Regions from separate parts of the Homo sapiens genome. Here region 1 is linked to region 2. The links are chromatin loops, found by intact Hi-C in ENCODE. Cell type or tissue: HepG2. All regions are shown on one strand. Each heading gives the region's core, and the rest is flanking DNA. Links, peaks and the distances in the headings are about the cores only. Region 1 overlaps PODN (podocan). Region 2 holds the start of LOC105378724 (a long non-coding RNA gene).

Evidence for each region. Hi-C counts contacts between places; a loop is a spot of excess contacts. Peaks named below come from ENCODE experiments on the same cell type or tissue, not always from the same donor. Only the 100,000 strongest peaks of a DNase experiment are listed, where the experiment ranks them.
Region 1: it touches region 2 in a loop (2.7-fold over the local background); 6 of 110 quality-filtered maps call a loop at or near these places.

What each region holds. Positions count from the first base shown.
Region 1 is chr1:53,082,156-53,091,629 of GRCh38, reverse strand. PODN (podocan) reads right to left here. Exons shown (of 11, transcript NM_153703.5): 10 at 9,442-9,474; 11 at 6,136-7,117. The coding sequence ends at 9,469. It overlaps SLC1A7 (solute carrier family 1 member 7), which reads left to right. Exons shown (of 11, transcript NM_006671.6): 8 at 824-1,018; 9 at 1,696-1,830; 10 at 2,651-2,753; 11 at 3,403-4,447. The coding sequence ends at 3,621. Among named protein-coding and RNA genes, the nearest start is that of PODN, 25 kb to the right of the region's middle. RefSeq lists an enhancer at 9,370-9,474. In HepG2, for the core only: a CTCF peak has its summit at 3,678 (motif pointing right); a DNase peak (open chromatin) is centred at 1,839; H3K4me3 peaks cover 309 bases; H3K27me3 peaks cover 3,934 bases.
Region 2 is chr1:53,177,123-53,186,869 of GRCh38, reverse strand. It overlaps LOC105378724 (a long non-coding RNA gene), which reads right to left and starts at 6,427. Exons shown (of 3, transcript XR_947347.2): 1 at 6,304-6,427. It also overlaps the pseudogene CPT2P1. RefSeq lists an enhancer at 4,737-4,786. In HepG2, for the core only: a CTCF peak has its summit at 4,665 (motif pointing right); DNase peaks (open chromatin) are centred at 3,279 and 4,679; H3K4me3 peaks cover 1,983 bases; H3K27me3 peaks cover 390 bases.

The DNA.
Region 1 (9,474 bases), core at 1-8,000, 94 kb after region 2:
GCAGGATTCAGGAGCAGACCCCAGTGAAGAAAAGCCCAGGAGCCATTGCCAGGAACACCCTCCCGCAGATAGGGGGTCAGAGGGCAGGACAAAGCCCCAAACATGCCAGCTCCCATGCCAGGGGCCAAGCCAGCCAGAGCCAGCAGCCCCCTGGCCATCTCCTGCCAGCAGGAACCGCAGCCTCAAGCCCAGCAGGTCTGGAGCTCCTGAGAGGCTCTGGCGAGTAGAACCGGCCTTCCAGGCAGAGGCCCGGGGGAGAGGAAGACACAGGGGCCACACCGGCCTGTTTTAGTCCCAGCACTGCCACTGGGAACTCTCATGACAAACATAGTAATAATAATAGTCATGGTCACCATTGACTGAGTGGGTACAATGGGCCAGGTGCTGTCCAAGCCCGTAGTCGTTTAATCCTCCTAGTAGCTCTGTGACCCAGGTCTTTTTGGGACAAAGATGCTGAGGCACAGGGTTCAGGAACTTGCCAGGACCACTTGACAGGAGGCTGGAATCTAAGCCCAGACAGCCTGGCCCAGGGCCCTGCTGCTCAGACCTCCATATCCCTCGGCACAGCAGTGTGACATGGGTCAGCCCCGCCCTCTGGGCGTCAGCTTCCTCATCTGTAAAATGCACCCAAACACCTCCCTCATAGGAAGAACCAAGTGAGAGCACTGCAGTGCCCGCGGTCCTTACCTCCTGCCGGAGCAGCGCTGCAGAGGCACAAACACTCCTGGCGGGGTGGCTGCCTGGGGAGGGGTGAGCTTCCCGACAGAGGCCCCAGCCATCCTGGAGGAGGGTGCTGGGCAGACACCGGCCCCTCTAACCGTAGCTCAGCCACACTGCCCATCACCTTCAAGTGCCTGCTGGAGAACAACCACATCGACCGGCGCATCGCTCGCTTCGTGCTGCCCGTGGGTGCCACCATCAACATGGACGGCACTGCGCTCTACGAGGCTGTGGCCGCCATCTTCATCGCCCAGGTCAACAACTACGAGCTGGACTTTGGCCAGATCATCACCATCAGGTGCACCCTGACACTGCACCTGGGTGGATGGGGCGGGGGCTGGGGGCCTTGGGGATTCCCAGGCTCCCAGACTTGAGGGGTATCTGAAGCGAGCGAGCCTGGGCTCGGAGCACAGCAGGCAGAGGGCCAGGGCTGGGAGCTCCGAGCCTGGAGGACAGCCCGGGAGGGAGGGCATTGCTGGTGGCCACAGGGCGAGCGGAGGCCAGGGACAGGACTCAGGACCTTGGAGAGGCCGCCCGTGTGGCAGGAGCCAACGAAGGGGTGCTGGGATGCGGCTGAGGCTGACGGAGGCCTCACAGCCCAGCCAAGCACACAGGTCTGACCCTGGAGGCCAGGCCCCAGAGGCAGGCAGGCAGAGCCATGTGGTGGTCAGTCAGAGTCCCTGGGCAGCCCCATAGCAATATAGCTTCCTGGAACCCACAGAGGCACAGCTCCAGACACAGGTGTTTGCACAGTTCCCAGGGATTCTCCTGAGGCCAGGAATGGGGGTCCATGGGGCTTCAGGACTGTGAGGAGGGACTTGACCCCGAGAGCTCCCTGGTGTGGCATTCCTACCCACCCCCCGCACCAAATGGCTGTCCCAGAGGCCCTGACACTCAACCTCTTCCTTGGAGCCAGACCCTGACAATGCACCCTGCCCCTCCTGCTGCTCCTCTTCCCCTTCCCACCCCCTGCAGTATCACAGCCACTGCAGCCAGCATTGGGGCAGCTGGCATCCCCCAGGCCGGCCTCGTCACCATGGTCATCGTGCTCACCTCCGTGGGACTGCCCACCGATGACATCACCCTCATCATTGCCGTTGACTGGGCTCTGTGAGTGGACTTTGCCTCTAGCTCTAGCCCTCTGGGAGGGGCTGACTTCAGGGTCAGCAGGGATCAGGGTGAGCGGCTGAGTCCCTTCCCCAGGGTAGAAGGCTGGGGACTGCCCCGCTTGGCACTGTGGGAGTGCCCTACTCATTAGCACAGGCCTGGCTGCATAATTTGTGGGGTCCAGTGTTCAAAAATGAAAATGTGGAACCCAGTCCAAAAACTGTAAAGGCCAGGCATGATGACTCACGCCTATATGTCCCAGAACTTTGAGAGGCCATGGCAGGAGCATTCCTTGAGCCCAGGAATTCCAGAGCCCAGCCTGGGCAACACAGTAAAATCCCCATCTCTACTAAAAATTAGAAAAGAAAAAATTAGCTGGGACTGGTGACATGTGCCTGTAATCCCAGCTATTCAGGTGGCTGAGGCACGAGAATTACCTGAACCTGGGAGATGGAGGTTTCAGTAAGCCGAGATGGCGCCACTGCACTCCAGCCTGAGTGACAGAGCAAGACTCTGTCTCAAAAAACAAACAAACAAACAAACAAAAAACAAACCTATAAAGAATTTCAAGACAGAAACAGCAGAGGATTAAACCAAACCTAACCCTTCTAAGCATGGGGACCTGTGGAACCCACAGCTGCATGCCAAGAAGCTGCTTCAATGATGCCAAAGGGTGGGCTTGGGAGGAGCCAGGAAGCCATCTGGCTGCAGGCTTTGCATGACAGCTGGTCACCGGCCGTGCTGTACTGTGCTGGGTTGAGCACTGCCCTCTTCCAGCTCCCCTTCAAGTGCCCACCACTCACCCCCAACCTTGGCTCACCAGGGACCGTTTCCGCACCATGATTAACGTGCTGGGTGATGCGCTGGCAGCGGGGATCATGGCCCATATATGTCGGAAGGATTTTGCCCGGGACACAGGCACCGAGGTGAGAGCAGTGAGATCCAGAGGCTGCCAGGAGGGTGGAGCCACGCAGGGTGGGCAGGGCACCAGATCTTCCACCAACCAGCTCGGCAGCCTCCAGCCAATCCCTCCCTCCATGCCTCTGGGCCTCGGTCTCCTCATCCGTTACAGAATGACTGATTCCTCTAACATCTATTTATTGAGCACCCGCTGTGGCTGGCGCTGATATAGACACAGGAGGAACAGTAGAACAAGATATGATAAAATTCCCCGCCCTCGTGTCGGGATGGTCTGTCCAGTTTAGCCAACATGTGAGCATTTGTAGGTCTGTGCAGGCTGTGTGGGCTTCAGGCTCCTTCTACAGGCAAATGGAGAAGGCTGTCCCCACATCATGGGGAAGAAGCTGAGGTCAGGCAGGGGATCCACCAATTCCCCAGATGGACCCTGTGGATTAAGTCCCCTCCTCTACTAAGCCAGCTCCAGTGGGAGGCAGGACGCTTGGGAACAGGAGCCCAGGGAGGCCGTGACCTGCCGAGGTCACACAGCGTGTCTGCAGGAAAATCCATCTTGTGGTTCCTAGCCCTGAGCTCATTCTGCCCCACTGGCCCTCAGTCCTCCCTCGTATCTAACCTTGGTCCCTCCTGCTGCTACAAAGACCTGTTTCCCTTCACCAGAAACTGCTGCCCTGCGAGACCAAGCCAGTGAGCCTCCAGGAGATCGTGGCAGCCCAGCAGAATGGCTGTGTGAAGAGTGTAGCCGAGGCCTCCGAGCTCACCCTGGGCCCCACCTGCCCCCACCACGTCCCCGTTCAAGTGGAGCAGGATGAGGAGCTGCCCGCTGCGAGTCTGAACCACTGCACCATCCAGATCAGTGAGCTGGAGACCAATGTCTGAGCCTGCGGAGCTGCAGGGGCAGGCGAGGCCTCCAGGGGCAGGGTCCTGAGGCAGGAACTCGACTCTCCAACCCTCCTGAGCAGCCGGCAGGGGCCAGGATCACACATTCTTCTCACCCTTGAGAGGCTGGAATTAACCCCGCTTGACGGAAAATGTATCTCAGAGAAGGGAAAGGCTGCATGGGGGAGCCCCATCTAGGGAGTGATGGGCCCGGCATTGCCTGAGGCCCCGCTGTGACAGTTTCCCCGGTGTGAGCCCGGTGAGGGCGGCAGGCAGGGGTTATCCGGCCCCACTTTCTGGATGACAGACTTGAGGCTCTGAGAGCTGAAAACACTTGTCCAAGGTCTCACGTTAAGGTCAAGACACTAACTCAAATCTTTCAAGCCCCGCCTCTCCTCTTGGAGGACAGGGCAGCCTGCAGCTGTGTCCAGGCCCAGGCCCCACCCCATAACAGGTGGCCTCAGCCACACAGTTCTCCCCAAGGGGAGCAGCCCAGGGCCAAGCCCCGCTGCCTTCCCCAGGCCACAGTGCGTCCAGTCTCCTGTCCTGCCACGTGTCTTTTGCAAAGCTCCTTGGATGTGGAGACAGATGTCTTTACTAGAGCTGAAAGGCCCCCTTGACACATCCAGGCCAACCTCCCATGGAATAGGTAGGCAAGCCAGGACTCCGGGAAGGAGGTGCAGCCAGGATGCTCTGGTGGAGCTGCCGATGGGGCCCTGGTGTCAGAACTCCCCAAAGGCCTGTGCGTCCAAGTGGAGTCAGGTTTTCTATTCCTTTCTGTGTTTGCAAATTCAGTGTTAACTAAATAAAGGTATTTTGTTTTTCACTTCTTGTGGGCTTCAACACCTTATGCTAGCCAGCAAATATGATATTAGCTACTGGGCTAATTAATACAGGCGGCCAGAGTGCAGACGGGCCTGTCTGGGCAGCCAGGATATGGGCGGGCCTATGCAGGTGGCCAGAATCTAACAGGCTTGTCCATTTGGCTGGAGTGTAGACAGGTCTGTCTAGGCTGCCAGTGTGTGGACAGGCCTGTATGGGCAGCCAGAGTGCAGAGAAGCCTGTCCTGGTGGCTGCAGTAAGGACAGTCCTATCTGAGCTGTCACATGCAGAAGACAGAGTATAAGCTAGCCTACCCAGGAGCCTGTCTCAATAACCACAGGGCAGCTGGGCATCGTCCAGTGTGGACAGACCTCTCTGCCATGGTCTAGGCTCTGCTCTGCAGGCAGGGCCTTGAGATCAGTCCCCAAAGAAGAAACAGATTTCCTTCCCAGTCTGGCTCCCCGTGGTGAATGCTTTGCTTTAGACAGGGGCGTGCCCAGGGACATTTCCAGATGGTCTCCCTCATTCTCACACCCCAGGCTGCCTCCAGGAGGCCTGCAGGGCACACAGAAGGGCCCTGGCAACACAGCCTGTTCCAGATATGCCTTGGGGAGAAGATACAGCTCTGGGGTCTGGAGGGGCTTGCACCATGATGCCCTTGAAGACACTAAGGCCCAGGGAGGGGACAGGCCTCCCCCAGGTCACTCAGCGTCAAGAGGGCACCTGCTCCCACTGCCCCATTCCTGAACTCCTTCCACCCTCCTCCCAGGGGTGGAGTGTGAGGAGTCTGGGAAGAGCACGACCCCAGGACACCTCCTCCCACTGCAGGGCTGGGGGCTGCAGGCCTCCACGAGAGCATCCTTCCTTCCCTGAGGCCTCCTCACCTGGGAGAGGTCAGATGTCATGCAATCGGTCATCCCACCTTCATGCAGACAAGCTTAGCAGCCCCTTCTAGGTGTCACATCTCTAAGACCCCTTGAGCAATCGAGTCTGTCCCAGCACAAGGCAGGAGTCTGCTCTTTAGTGGACTTGGCAGGAGCATCCTTACACACCTCCAGCAGCAGGGAGGTCACCACTTCCCGAGCATCTCAACCCACAGTGGGGCAGCTCTGCCCATCAGAGGCTCTTCTTAGCTCAGAGCTGGGTACCACCTCCCGGTGGCAGCTCTCCCACTGGGGTGGGAAGCACACTGGGTGCATCTGTTAGCTCTTTCCTGGAAAGGTCTGCGGAGACCTGGGCCCCCAAGTCGGCTCTGCTCCAGCTCCCAGGCCTGCCTCCAGTCCCCTGCTCTCCTCTAGAACCCACTAGTAACACCCTGTCAGTGCAAAGGTGACCCATGACCCTCCAGGTGAGCCCTTAACAGGCCCAAAGCCCATGAGGTCCTTTGCTTGGATGCTCCACCTCTGGGAATGCACAGCAAGCTCACAGGCCGCGTGTGCTGGTTCAGGCCTCACCTACTATTCCCGAGTGGGCCATCTGCACACACCTCAGGCCCCCTCGCCTGAGGCTATGCCCTGTTCTCCCAGGATGCCTGCCTGTGCAGCTACTCTGCGGGCCCCGAGAACTGGACTTTCCACTGATGTCTGCTGTTCTGGCCAGGGCGCTGAGGGGCTTGTATCCTGCCCCCTCCACCCGGCACCAGGCCAGCACCTGGCAGGAAGCAAGCACAGACATAGCCACAGGCTGCAGGGATAGGGATAATGCTTTTATATTAGTTTTTCTATAACAAGAAAAATCAGCTTTGAGATTTTTATCATTTTTTTCCTTAGAAAAGAATAAAAAATAAAGGCACCCGGAACTTCCCCCACAGGCCTGAAGAACAAAGGTGTCTCCTAGGTGCAGCTGGGTCCTTCCTCCCTGGCTCAGCCCAGCCCCATCACCTCTGCTTCACTCCTGCCCCAAGGCCCCAGCAGCACCCAGGGGGCTCTCCCATCCTGCCTCCACTGGGCTTGCCCATTGGAAAAGTGCCTGTGTCCTGCCAGGGCGTGGCAGGGAGGGACTCTTAGCAGAGTGACTGCCCAGCACCTGGAGGAGCAGGGTGGGCCAGGCCAGGCCAGCAGTCCTGAAGGCTCCTGTCCCCATAGGATGGGAAAGGAATAAAAGCCAGCTTTTGTGAGTTCCAGAGGGTGGCAGGCACCTGGCCACAGAGCATGGATACCCTTGTGTCTTCTCCAGGGAACGGACGGACAGATGGACAGGGCAGACGGCGAGCTGCTATGGCTGATTCTGGCTGGGGCAAGAGCTGTCTGTGGCATAGGCTTTGGAGGGCTGTTCGCACATGACTTGTGCATGTGTGTGTGTGTGGTGTGTATGCATACGCATACACATGTCAGCAGGGGGAGGGAATGGGTGCCTGTGTGTGCCAGGGCAGGGGCAGACCCTTCCCTGCATGATTCAGAGGGCGTGGCAGCGGTAGTGGGGGTGTGACAGAGACTGTGGTGGTTTGGAGGGTAGTTGTGTGTGGCTGAGCTGGGTGTTTGAGGGTGTGATGTGTGTGCATGTGTCTGGCCGTGGGACACGCCGTGGGAAGGGGTGGGGATATGAGACTGTGTCAGCCCGTGTCATGTGGGATGCCTCATGTGTGCAGCTGGGTGTGTCTGTGTGAGCACGGCAGAGTGGGGGGCTCACAGCACACAGGCGTGTGCTGCAGAAAAGAGTCCGGCGGTCCATCGTCCTGTGGAACATGTAAGAGAGTCAGGGGCCAGCTCAGGGCAGACCCACCAGCCCAAGCAGCCTGAGGGGACCTGCTGTGGGGAGCCCTGCTGGAGGGGGCTCTGGAAAGGCCAGGCTACTATGAGTAGGGAGGGAGCGTTGGCCCTGGGAGCCCAGAGCCAGCGGGGTGCCAGAAGGCCTTTGGGTCCCACCAGCCACTCCCCAGGGCTTCTCCCAGAGCCCCACTCAACTGACCTGAGATGGGGCAGATTCTCACCCACCCCAGGACTCCACAGCCCCTCATGAGGGCTGTGGTGTCCCCACTGGATGGCCAGTCACCCTGTCACCCACCCCAACTCTGTGTGAGGACAACACCTCAGAGAACCAGCTCTACCTTCATACTCCCGGGCCCTGGGAGCTGGGGAAGGTGACCCCCAAGCTCAGCCTCTTGCCAGCCCCTCCACACTTGCGGATACCCAACTCTGTGCACACTCTTCTCTCACCATCAACTTGCGCCCTTCTCCCAGCTCCCTCTGTCACCCACCCAAGTGGCCCTCAACAGCCCCCTCTGGTTCCTCTTCGTCCCAGGCCCTACTTCAGTCAACACTCAACAGTGGCCCGGCAGCCCCTCCCACGGCTACGTCCTGGCCCTGTGACCCCCAGCCTGGCTCACTCCTCACCAGCTCTCCTCTCTCCTCCGACCACACAGCCGCTCCTGGCTCCTCTCCAATGTCTTTCTCTGAGTCCCTGCCCACCAGCCCTCCTATCTGCACCTCCTTCCCTACCCAACCTGACCCCAGGACCCATGCCTGCAGCCAGCCTCCGGCCAACACACTCCCTTGTTCCTTGCCCTCCTGTCCTGAACTCTTGGCTGAAAAACTCAGCTGTGGGTGGATCCACCTGTCCATTTTCTCCATACCTTTGGTCTGCGGAGAACCTCCCTGCTGCACAGAGAAAACGGAAGACTGGAGGGATCCGGCTGACATGGCTTCACATCTGGCCACCAAGCCACCAATCTGCCTGTGACAGCAGCCACCCTGCCCTTTGTTCCTCCTGCTAAAGCCAGCAACTTCTACCATTCCCACAGGGGCCCTCAAAGCCAGCTCTTTCCTACATCGGTGACTCCCCCTCCAGGCCAGCCTCTTCCCACCAGCACCCAAGCCAGCCCCCTCCTTTAAGAGGGTGCGTGTGGAAGATGCATGTGTGTGTCGGGGCATCTTGCCAGAGCCCCTCACACAGGGCTCCCCTCGAGAGGCCTTTGCTTCCTGTGAGGCTCAGAAAATGAGCGTTTCCTGAACTTCACACTCCATTCCCACCTCTGCCCTCTCTCATCTCTCACAGCCAAACTTCTCAAAAGGCTGGTCTGCAGTGCCTGGACCCACTTCCTTTCCAGCTGCTCTTCTCATCCCAGCTTCCCCTGCTGCTACAAAGTCACAGACAGCCTCCAGGTGGAAAAATCCAGTGGGCGCTCCGCAGTGGTCAGCTCCCTCAGTGCTCAGTTCCCTCAGCCCCTCAGCAGCACTGACACAGCCAAGTCCCCACTTCTAGACAGGCCTGTGCATGCACGCATCATGTGTACATGTGTGCATGCAGGTGTGCATGTAAGGGCCCGTATACGTGGGTACGCATGGGTGTTTTGTGTGCATGTACTCACATGCATGTACACACGTGTGTGCACGTATGTACATAGTCTAGGCATGCAAATGTGTCATGGGGTACAAGCATGTATGTGTGTCTGTGTGCATGTGTGTGGTGTGTGTGTTCTGCCTGTGCATGGTTTGTGGATGTGTGTACATGTTGAGACGTGTGTGCACATGAATGTATGTGTGTTGGTGCATCCGTGTGCATTTGTGTGCATGTGCACATGTAGGTGCCTGTGTTACATACATGTGCAAATGCCCTCTGCCCACGGCAGTCTGGGGTTTTCCTACCTCCTTTCCTAACTGCTCTGTCTCAGTCACCTGCCCCCCTCACTCACTCTCCCATGGCAAGCTTCCCCAGCCCCCTGCAGCTTGAGTGATTGTTTCAAGGCTAACAATGCCTGGATCCCTCTCTCCAGACCAGACCTCACTCCTGAGCCCCGACCCACATGTCCAGTGCCCCCCGGTCACTCCCGTGACAGCACCCTCATGCTGGGTGAGAATCTTCTGGAAGGTGTGGGCCTCCCGTAGGCTTCAACCTTTCACCCACGGCCTGGTACATCCCAAGTGCTCTTATAAATTTGCTAAATGGGTGGATGAAGCAGAGGCGAGAGGGTGAAGAATGGACAGAAAGACCCTCTACCAGGGTCAGGAAGGGGAAAATGCAGGGAGCAGAAGTGAGTGCTGCCCCATACAGGCCACATACCTAGGTCACATCTGCATCACCTTGTCACTATCT
Region 2 (9,747 bases), core at 1,091-9,090:
ACACATCACTGAGACACAGGCTGACTTTTTTCACTGCCACGTTCCCAAGTCCCCTCTCTTCACTGCCTTGTGTTGCCGTTGCTCACCAGCTTCTCCCTCAGCCTCGCCCATGCATCTCAGTTTTTTATTGTCAGGTAGGACAGGGGACTGTGGGTGGGGCTGTTGCCTAAGAGGATGTACTTCAGAGGAGCCTGGATTTCTGAGGCCTCACAACAGTCCATAAAGCATTGGAAATATAAAAATAGCCCTTCCTCAGCACCAAGAGGTATTGAGTCATTTCATCAGTGTAAAGTTTGTCTTCCTAGAGCTTGGATTGCTGGCTTGTGTTAAAAAGCAGAAGATGGAATCATCCATGGGGAAGATTCTGGGCATGGAGGATCAGTGGGCCACACCAATGTTAGGGCACCACTGAATCAACTTCTAAAAGATGTCAGGGTCAGTCATATGGGGATAGGGATGCAACAGCTCAGATTCCAGACAACCACACCTAACAGGGCTCCAGAAACTCAACAGGAAACAGTTGGGTTGTAGCCCTAGTTGTCATACTCAGCTCTGGGATCCTGATGGAATGCCAACCATACTTCCCTATTAACTATGGTTGAGTTATGGCATCTTAGGTAAGAATCCATTGGAATCTCTGGAAAGGAAGGGCAGTGGAGATGTGTGGGCGGCAAGCTACCCAGGTGCCGAGGCAAGAGACCAAGGGCACAAGCTGTTCCAGTGTAATAAAGAAAATATATACAATAAGAATAGTTATACTAGAAATAGATTATAGATATGATTATATATGAATATTATTAATCATTAGTTTATAGCATTACTCTTTATTCCAATATTATAATAATCTTTGTTCTACAATTATAACCTAGGAAAAACCAGGCCATACAGAGATAGGAGCTGAAGGGACATGGTGAGAAGTGACCAGAAGACAAGTGTGAGCCCTCTGTTATGCCCAGACAGGGCCACTAGAGGGCTCCTTGGTCTAGCGGTAGCGCCAGTGCCTGGGAAGGCACCCGTTACTTAGCAGACCGGGAAAGGAAGTCTCCCTTCCCCGGGGGGAGTTAGAGAAGACTCTGCTCCACCACCTCTTGTGGAAGGCCTGACATTAATCAGGCCCACCCACAGCCATCCAGAGGCCTAAACGTCTCCTTCTGATGCTGTGCTTCAGCGGTCACGCTCCTGGTCCACTTTCATGTTCTGCCCTGTACACTTGGCTCCACCTTCTAGATAGCAGTAGCAGAAATAGTGAAAGTATTAAAGTCTTTGATCTCTCCAAGAAATACATAGAAGAAATAATGACGTAAGCTGTCCTCTCTCTCTCTTCCTCGACTACCAAATAGGGAAAGGCTCCCTATTTGTCCTGTGGCCACGTGACTCGCGCGACCTTACCTATCATTGGAGACGACTCACACTCCTTACCCTGCCCTCTTGCCTTGTATACAATAAATAACAGCACAACCAGGCATTAGGGGCCACTACCGATCTCCGCGCCTTGGTGGTAGTGGTCCCCTGGGCCCAGCTGTCTTTTCTTCTATCTCTGCCTTGTGTCTTTATTTCTACGATCTCTCATCTCCGCACACGAAGAGAAAAACCCACAGGCCATGTAGGGCTGGACCCTACAGAGATGTAGACAGAACAGGAGAAATATGCTCTATCATGGGGCATGGAAGAAATAAATCGCTGTCTTGTCAAGACCAGACCACTGAAACTGCGGCCTTCCCGGAGCTGCTGCTTCGCTTCCAAGCACTCACTCTACACCAGTTGCACAGAGATAAATATGGAACATGGCACAGTCTTCAAATAGCAGGCAGACTCATAAACAATTATATGACAGTGCAATGTATGCGGCAATAGCAGCATGCCCAAGATGCTACCAAAGCACAGAGAAGGAATGCTGCTCCCAACAACCCCCTCAGTTATGCACGCCAGGAACCCGGGAGCCAGCCTAGACTTCTCCCTCACTCCACACACCTCGACAGTCTCCAGGTCCTCTTCATCAGAAATGCCTTTGGACTCGTCTCATCCCATCTTCCAAGGCCCTTGATATCTATTGCTCCATTATCGCTTGTCATCTCTGTCTGGACCTCATGGCTTGCCCCAGTTATGGCCTCATTTTCCATCTTCCCCTTTCAGCCAATTTTCCCCAACAGCTGTTTCTACTTGCTGTCTGCAAACACTCAGTTTCCATTCTCTGTTAAACCTGCTCCCTCAGGCTTGCGCACCCACCACTCCACCAAAACTGCTCCAGTCTTCTACATTGCTAAACCCAGTGATTCTTATCCTCAGCTTACCTGACCTATCAAAATTTGATGCACACCTCCCTCCTTCCAGTGCCTTCCTCCCTTGAACTCCAGGATGCCAAGTCCTTCTGGTTTTCTGCCTACCTCGCTGTCTGCCTCATTTCCATTATCTTTGTTGGTTCTTTCTCATCTCCTTAACTTTCAATGGGCTCTCCTCTGAATGAGGCTTACAGATCCTACTGTCTAACATTGAATTCTTCATGATCCCCTGAAAACTCATTCTTCCCACGGCTTTTCTCTTCTAGGTAAAGAACAACTCCATTTTTCAGTTACTCAGACAAAAAAGTTAAAATCTTCCTTAATTTCTCTCTTTCTCTCCACCCTGTATACAAATCATCTGAAAATTCTGTTTGCTCTACCTTCAAAATATGTCCAGAATCAGATCACTTTTTATTACTTCTACCAGCATAACCTGGTTCATGCCATCACTGTATCTTGTCTAAATGACTGCATTAATAAAAATGGCTACCATATATAGTGCTTACTGTGTGCCAGGCACTTCCCTTGTGCTTTGCATATGTTGATTCATTTACCCTTCACAACCGCTCCATAAGCTAGGTATCATTACACTATTACCCCAGTTTACAAAAGAGGAAACTGAAGGCCAGGGAGGCTGTGTGACTTGCCCAAGGTCACTCAGAGAATAAATAATAGAGTTGGTCTCCCTACTTCCACCCCGGACCCCCATGCAGTCTATTCTCACACAGCAGCCAGAATGATCCAAATGCAACATCAGTTACATTGTGCTCCTTCTTTACTCAAAACCCTGTGATAGCTCTCCATCTTATTCAAGTAAAACTAAGACCTTCAGTGTCTCTAATGTCCTACATCAGGGTTGACAGACTATGGTGTGCAGGCCATTCTGACCCATCACCCATTTTTGTAAGTAAAGTTTTGTTGAAACAGCCATGTTTATTCTTTTACATTTGGTCTGTGGCTGTTTTCACACTACAAGGGCAGAGTTCAGCAGTTGCAAGAGAGACCACGTGGTGCACAAAGTCTGAAATATTATGTTTACTGTCCGGCCCTTTACAGATAAGCTTTGCCAACCCCACCCTACACAGTTTGCCTCCTCCCCTGTCTCTGATGTTGCCCCTGGCCCCCACCCTGCCTGCCTTGATTCTGCTCCAGCCACACTGGCCTCCTTGCTTTCCCAAGATCTCACCAGGAACGCTCTGACCTCAGGCTCTGCCTTTGCTGTTCTCTCTGCCTGGAAGGCTTTCCCTGGGACCTGGAATGCTTTCCTCCCTCACTCCCTTTAGGCCTTTTAATCCTTTTCTCACCAGGGCCTTCGCTGATCCCCTTATCTAAAATTGCAACCCTGCCCACGTTCTCTATCCTCCTTCCCTGCTTTATTTTTTTCCCATTGCTTTTCATATTATCTGAAACACTATATATCATATTATTTATGTGTTTGTTGCCTGTCTCCCCCTAGTAAGGTGTAGGCTCCCAGAGGGCAACAGTCTTTATTTTGTTGTCTTATAGATCTCTAATGCCCAGAACAGTCGCTGGCACAGTGTGGGCATTCAGTATTTGTAGAATTCATGAAGGGATGGGAGACTTCTTCAACAGTCTGCTAACTAGTTCCCCTGTTTGTGGTTTCTTCTCTCTTCTAGTCCAACATCCACCCTGCTACTGGTAATCTGTCTAAACACAGACCTGCCTGTCCTTCAGTGACCTCCACTCCTGCAGGAGAAAGGCTCCTTCTCATGGCACCGTATGGCATTTTCCACCCGGCCCTGACCCTCCTCTCTAGCCCCAGCTCCACCTCCACTCCCCTCTCAAGACTTAAGGAAATAAGATGCAGAGCTGATGACTTGCCCAAGATCACACTACTGGGAAGTGATGGAATAGAATTTGAACCCAGACTGTCTTACTCCCTAGTCCATGAGCCTAACTACCAATCAAAACAACAGCTAAACACCCAACCTTTCACCAATACCTCATGTCCTTCTGTGATGTTATGGCATTCTCTACTCTGCTCTCTGTGCCTGGAATATCGTCCTCCCTTTTCTCTGCTGTCCACTTCCGTGCGTTCCTTTGGAAAACTCTCAAAATCTGACTCACAGGTCACCTCCTCTGGGAGCCTCCCTACACTTTACCTCCTCCTCTAGGCCCTGTCATGTCCAGATGCCCAGCACATGCCCAAATCCCAGCACTCACCACACGGCATGGAGGGGTCCCTATCGGCCCAATTTAAATGATAGGAATTAGAAATCGTGTGACACGCGATACTAATAAAGTCTGACTTGATGCCTACAACTTTGGAATAATGCAACTCTCACCAATTAAATAAAAAGAACTAAGGCTCACGTAATTTCGAAGCTGCCTATCCAAGTCCATTGCAAATAGCGTTTACATTCTTGCCACACGGTGGCGCCACTTTAGCCGGTAAGGTGAAATCCCTGACACGTCCTGTCAGTGATGTCTGAACCGGGGTGTTGTTTGCACACACCAAGTGATTGTGGTGGCTTTTATTCAGGTTTTATACTTTTAAATCTCTTTAAATATCTTGTAATAATGTCATTCATACATTCCATAAGCGGTAGTTCTATGACAGTGCTGAGAAACACTGTGGAAAATCAGTTAGGTTGGAAGGGAGGTTGTATGTTGGATGTGATGAAACCCCATGCCATGCTCTGCTGTTCAATGAGCAGGCAGCCCCCCAAAAAATAAGAGATGATACTGAGAATATAGGAATTATGGTTATAGATTGATGTTTCCCTAGAATATATTTATCTCTTTTTTTTGTCAGGGGAGGGGACGGGGTCTGACTCTGTTACCCAGGCTGGAGTGCTGTGGTGCGATCACGGCTCACTGCAGCCTCGACTTCCCAGGCTCAAGTGACCCTCCCACCTCAGCCTCCTGCGTACCTAGGTCCACAGGCACATGCCACCATGCTGGGCTAATTTTTTAATTTTTTGTAGAGACAAGGTCTCCTTAATTTGCCCAGGCTGGTCTCAAACTTCTGGGCTCAAGCGATCCGCCCACCTCAGCCTCCCAAAGTGCTGGGATTACAGGCATGAGCCATTGTGACCCCGCAGAATGCATTTCCATAAGAAATATTCTTCAGAAGAAACGTGCACTGAATGACGTGCACTTTGACTCCGGCCCTGCATGGTAAAGATTCATTTTTCTTGCTTTCTCAGCCATAAGCTGGGAGATTCCTAATGACTCGGCTACAGTTGAGCTGCTGCTTTGATTAGTGGTTAGGCTAATGGGCTAGGCAATCTGGGTTCAAATTCTAATTCCACCACTCCCCAGTAGTGTGATCTTGGGCAAGTCATCAGCTCTGCATCCTATTTCCTTATGTGTAACATGGCCACAGAACCGCCCTCAGCTCATGGGGTGCTGCGTGAGAGGTAAATGGAGCCAGTCTATGAGGGCTGAGCGCAGCTCTGGGACAGTGTCCCTGCTGGCTGGACATGAACCATGCTTCCCTTCTGCAGCCACATTAACCCAGCTCACAGCTGAGCCAAACTCCCAGACAGGGAAGGTTCCCATCACTTAGAGAATTGTCTCGCCCTCCTCTCTTGCCCTTTCTGACTCGGAGCTAGTGTGCTGACTGTGCTCATCTCAGAAAACCAATATGGTATTCAGCTCCTTGCCAATCCCATTTTGAACTCTGTGGGGAAAGTTTTGGGTTTTTCTGAAATAGTAGGAAAGGCCATTATAGCTCTGGTGGATCAAGGCTGGCAAGAAGTCGGCAAAGCCTTTGGGGACCTGTCTCTCCCGTTTGCCACGTCTACCTCTCCTTCCCTGGGCTGTTACGACCAACTCCTCACATCTCTGGAGACTTCACAAGGACCTGCTGCCTGACACATGGCACCCCGTGAGCCAGACCCAGAGTTCTCTCCTTCCCCCACCCTCAGTCAGAGCTCAGAGAGCGGGGCTCCATGGAGATGCCCTTGCTCCTCCTTCTCGGGAGGCGCTCTTGCCATCTTTGGGGAATAGGATATTTTAGGGACAAGTCAAAGGATGATAAAGGCTGGAAGGAGCTTACAGGGACACTGCTCCTCCCTCTCCTTGGAGTGCCATTGGCTAGTAAGATTTGAGATGGCCCATTTTGAGGGCTGAGGGTGGGAGTTGCTTCTGATTGCAAGACTCTGACCCGGAATCACTAAAGCAGCTGGGCAGGCCTGGAAAAGGGAGAACAGGAATGTATTAGTCAGGCTTCTCCAGAGAAACATAAGCAATAGGATGTGTAGATATGAAGACATTTATTGTAAGGAATTGGCTTACATGACTGTGGAGGCTGGGAAGAACCTCTTCCTGCCATCTGCAAGCTGGAGACCTGGGAAAGTCAGTGGTGTCGTTCAGTCCAAGTCTGAAGGCCTAAGGACCAGGGGAGCCTATGGTCCCAGTCTGAGAGCAGGAGAAGACAAATGTTGCAACTCAGGCATCCAGGCAGAGGACAAACTCAGCCTTCCTCTGCCTGTTTGTTCTATTCAGGCCCCTGACAGATTGGATGGTGCCACCCACCCTGGAGAGGGCTGTCTGCTTTACTCAGCCACCAATTCAAACACCAACATCATCCAGAAGCACCCTCACAGATGCACCCAGAAGTAAGCCAACTATCTGGACACCCCATGACCCAGTCAAGTTGACATGTAAAATTAACCACCCCAAGGAGATTTGCTCCTTAGAGCTTCACCTCTGCCAGGGTTCAGAACCTTTTCACTTTTTTCCCATGGACCCCCTATTCAGAAAGATTTTAGCTACCAAATTGCATTTTTAAAACAATCTCCTAATTTATTTCTCCATTGCACACATGCACATGGGTGAGTGGGTAAACCGAAGAGGAGTGTGAGGGAGGATTGTCAGAGCAGAAGGTGAGACAGGAGGTACCAGCCTTCCACTCTCTTGGATTCAGATGTATTGGTGAGGCAGGATAAGGAAGGTGAGGAGGCCACACTGACTTGTCCCCTGGTGTGAAGCCCCATGGGCTCCTTTCAAAGCAGGCCCCCCTTGTGCATCAGCACCTACCTGTAAGCAGTCCTACAGGCTACCGGCAGACCGCCAGATGGCTACAAGTTCCTGATACCTAGTACCACCTGAGAAAGAGAACAAAAACCCATTGTTCATGATGTGATGCAGCTTCCCCAATCTGTAGCCAATCAGCACTAAAACCCCAAGAAGCTATTAGCTACAAATTCCTGGCTTGTGGGGGTGGACTAAGGACTTCTCCTGGGTCTCATATGAGCAGCTAGGCTCAAGGTTTAACTTAGTGATTTTTCCTCATTTTAATAAACACACCTCTGGGTGATTTTCTACGCTAGTGATAACATGCAATGCATGTGAAAGCATGTAGATGCTGAGTGCATACACCAACCATAGGTCAGCCTTTGCACTTCACCTCACCAGTAGTTCATGCATATGTCTGTACAGCTCTCATAAAGGGAATTCCCTTGGGACACTGGGGGCTGTCTCTGCCTCTGAGCAGCCCACTCTGCCTCTGAGAGTGTACTTTCACTCTGCAATAAACTTCTTTGCCTACTCTTACTTTGGACCCACCCTCAAATTCTTTTGTGCGGTGAAGTCAAGAATCTGAGTCACCCCACCAGCCACACTGGCTTGGGTGATGCTCTGAAAAGGCCCTGGAGACCTAGACAGTTGCCCTTAGCTCAGCCCCTAACTGGCTGTGTGACCTTGAGCAAGTCACTTCTTTCAGCCTCAATTTGGAAGCTGAGGAGGTCTGATAGTGTCTTCTCTGCAGCTTCAGATGAGGGTTCTCCCCTCCCATTGCCATTCTGTCCCATCTGCTATGCTCAAGTTCCTGAGAGACACCCAGTCTTTGTCTCTCCCATGGATCCTTGCACAGCGTCCTGCACAAAGTGGGCACTTGGTACATTATTTGATCAATGAGAGAATGATAAAAGGAGCTTCCATTTCTGCAGCATCTCTCATGGGCCAAGCACTGTGTCAGGAACCTTTATGAATATTATGTCTAATTCTTACAACACCTCAGGATAGACATTTAAAACATTTTCTGCTGCAGGAAACTGAGTTGGTTATACATCTAGGTTAACACTCTACTATTATCACTGATCTTTGCAATGCTCTTCTCTTTTCTTGTTTTACTCTATACCCCCAATATTATGATTTATAATAAGAATTTTTTTTGTTCCTCATCCATGGTTCCTGACACAGAGCTCCTAAAACACTTGTAATCTGCAATGAGAGTGCTAGGTACATCTTTTGTTCTAATATTTTGTCTTTGACCCCAGTTTCTGACACAAAACTCCTAATCTCTTGGAATTTACTGGGTGATAGGAGTGTCTTTGTTCTAATTAGGTGACTTTTTTTTTTCTTTCGAGATGGAGTCTTGCTCTGTTGCCCAGGCTGGAGTGGAGTGGTGTGATCTTGGCTCACTGCAAGCTCCGCCTCCCAGGTTCATGCCATTCTCCTGCCTCAGCCTCCCAAGTAGCAGGGACTACAGGCGTCCGCAACCACGTCTGGCTAATTTTTTTTTTTTTTTTTGTATTTTTTTTAGTAGAGACGGGTTTTCACCATGTTAGCCAGGATGGTCTTGATCTCCTGACCTCATGATCCACCCGCCTTGGCCTCTCAAAGTGCTGGGATTACAGGCGTGAGCCACCATGCCCAGCCTACCCAACACTGTTTTGAAGAATTCTCCATGCTGCTCTGTGTACATCTAGTCCATTGCTTCTGCCTGCTGTCCGGAATTCCACAGGCGCATCCACTGTGGTTGACTTATCCATTCCCTGGTGGTGAAAACCTCCAATATCTCTCCTGTCTGCTACCACAAACACCACCACGACGAATATCCTTCTACACATCACCGTATACGCCTTCTGGGATATAATCCAAGAGCAAGATTGCTGGGTCCAAGGGCATGTACAATGTGGAGATTATGGCCCCAATTTTAGAACTGAAGAAATGATGCTTAGATTACACAAACAGCACTTGGGGATTCATTTCCAGAGTTTCCGCCTCCAGATGCTGTGCTAGTCCCAAGGTGTCAGCCCACCTCAGTGAATAACTAAATCTGGTCCATTCAGTGCAACAATTAATTTCCCTGCTATGTAGACCTCGCATCTCAATAATGAACTGAGATAAACTAAAGGGATTGTCTAGACATCTTGGCATGACTGTGACTTGAGGAACTCTTGCTTCTTTTAATTATTGACACTCTCTCACATGTTTCAGCAGAACACAGTTACAAGCATGCCCCATGTCTATTGTCTTACTCCCCTAACAACCCTATGAGGTAGGAATGATCATCATTTCCATTTTACAGCGAAGGAAACAGAGGTTCAGTATCATTTATTTAGCTGTAAAGTGGCAGGGCTCAGAATCAAATGCAGGCCTCTGAATCCAAGTCTAATGTAATTTCCACCACTCCAGTGCTGGTAGCCCAGGAAAATAAGCCTGTTCCCCATAGCCAGGCACTTGGATGAGATCACAAAAGCTCAGAACTTTGAGC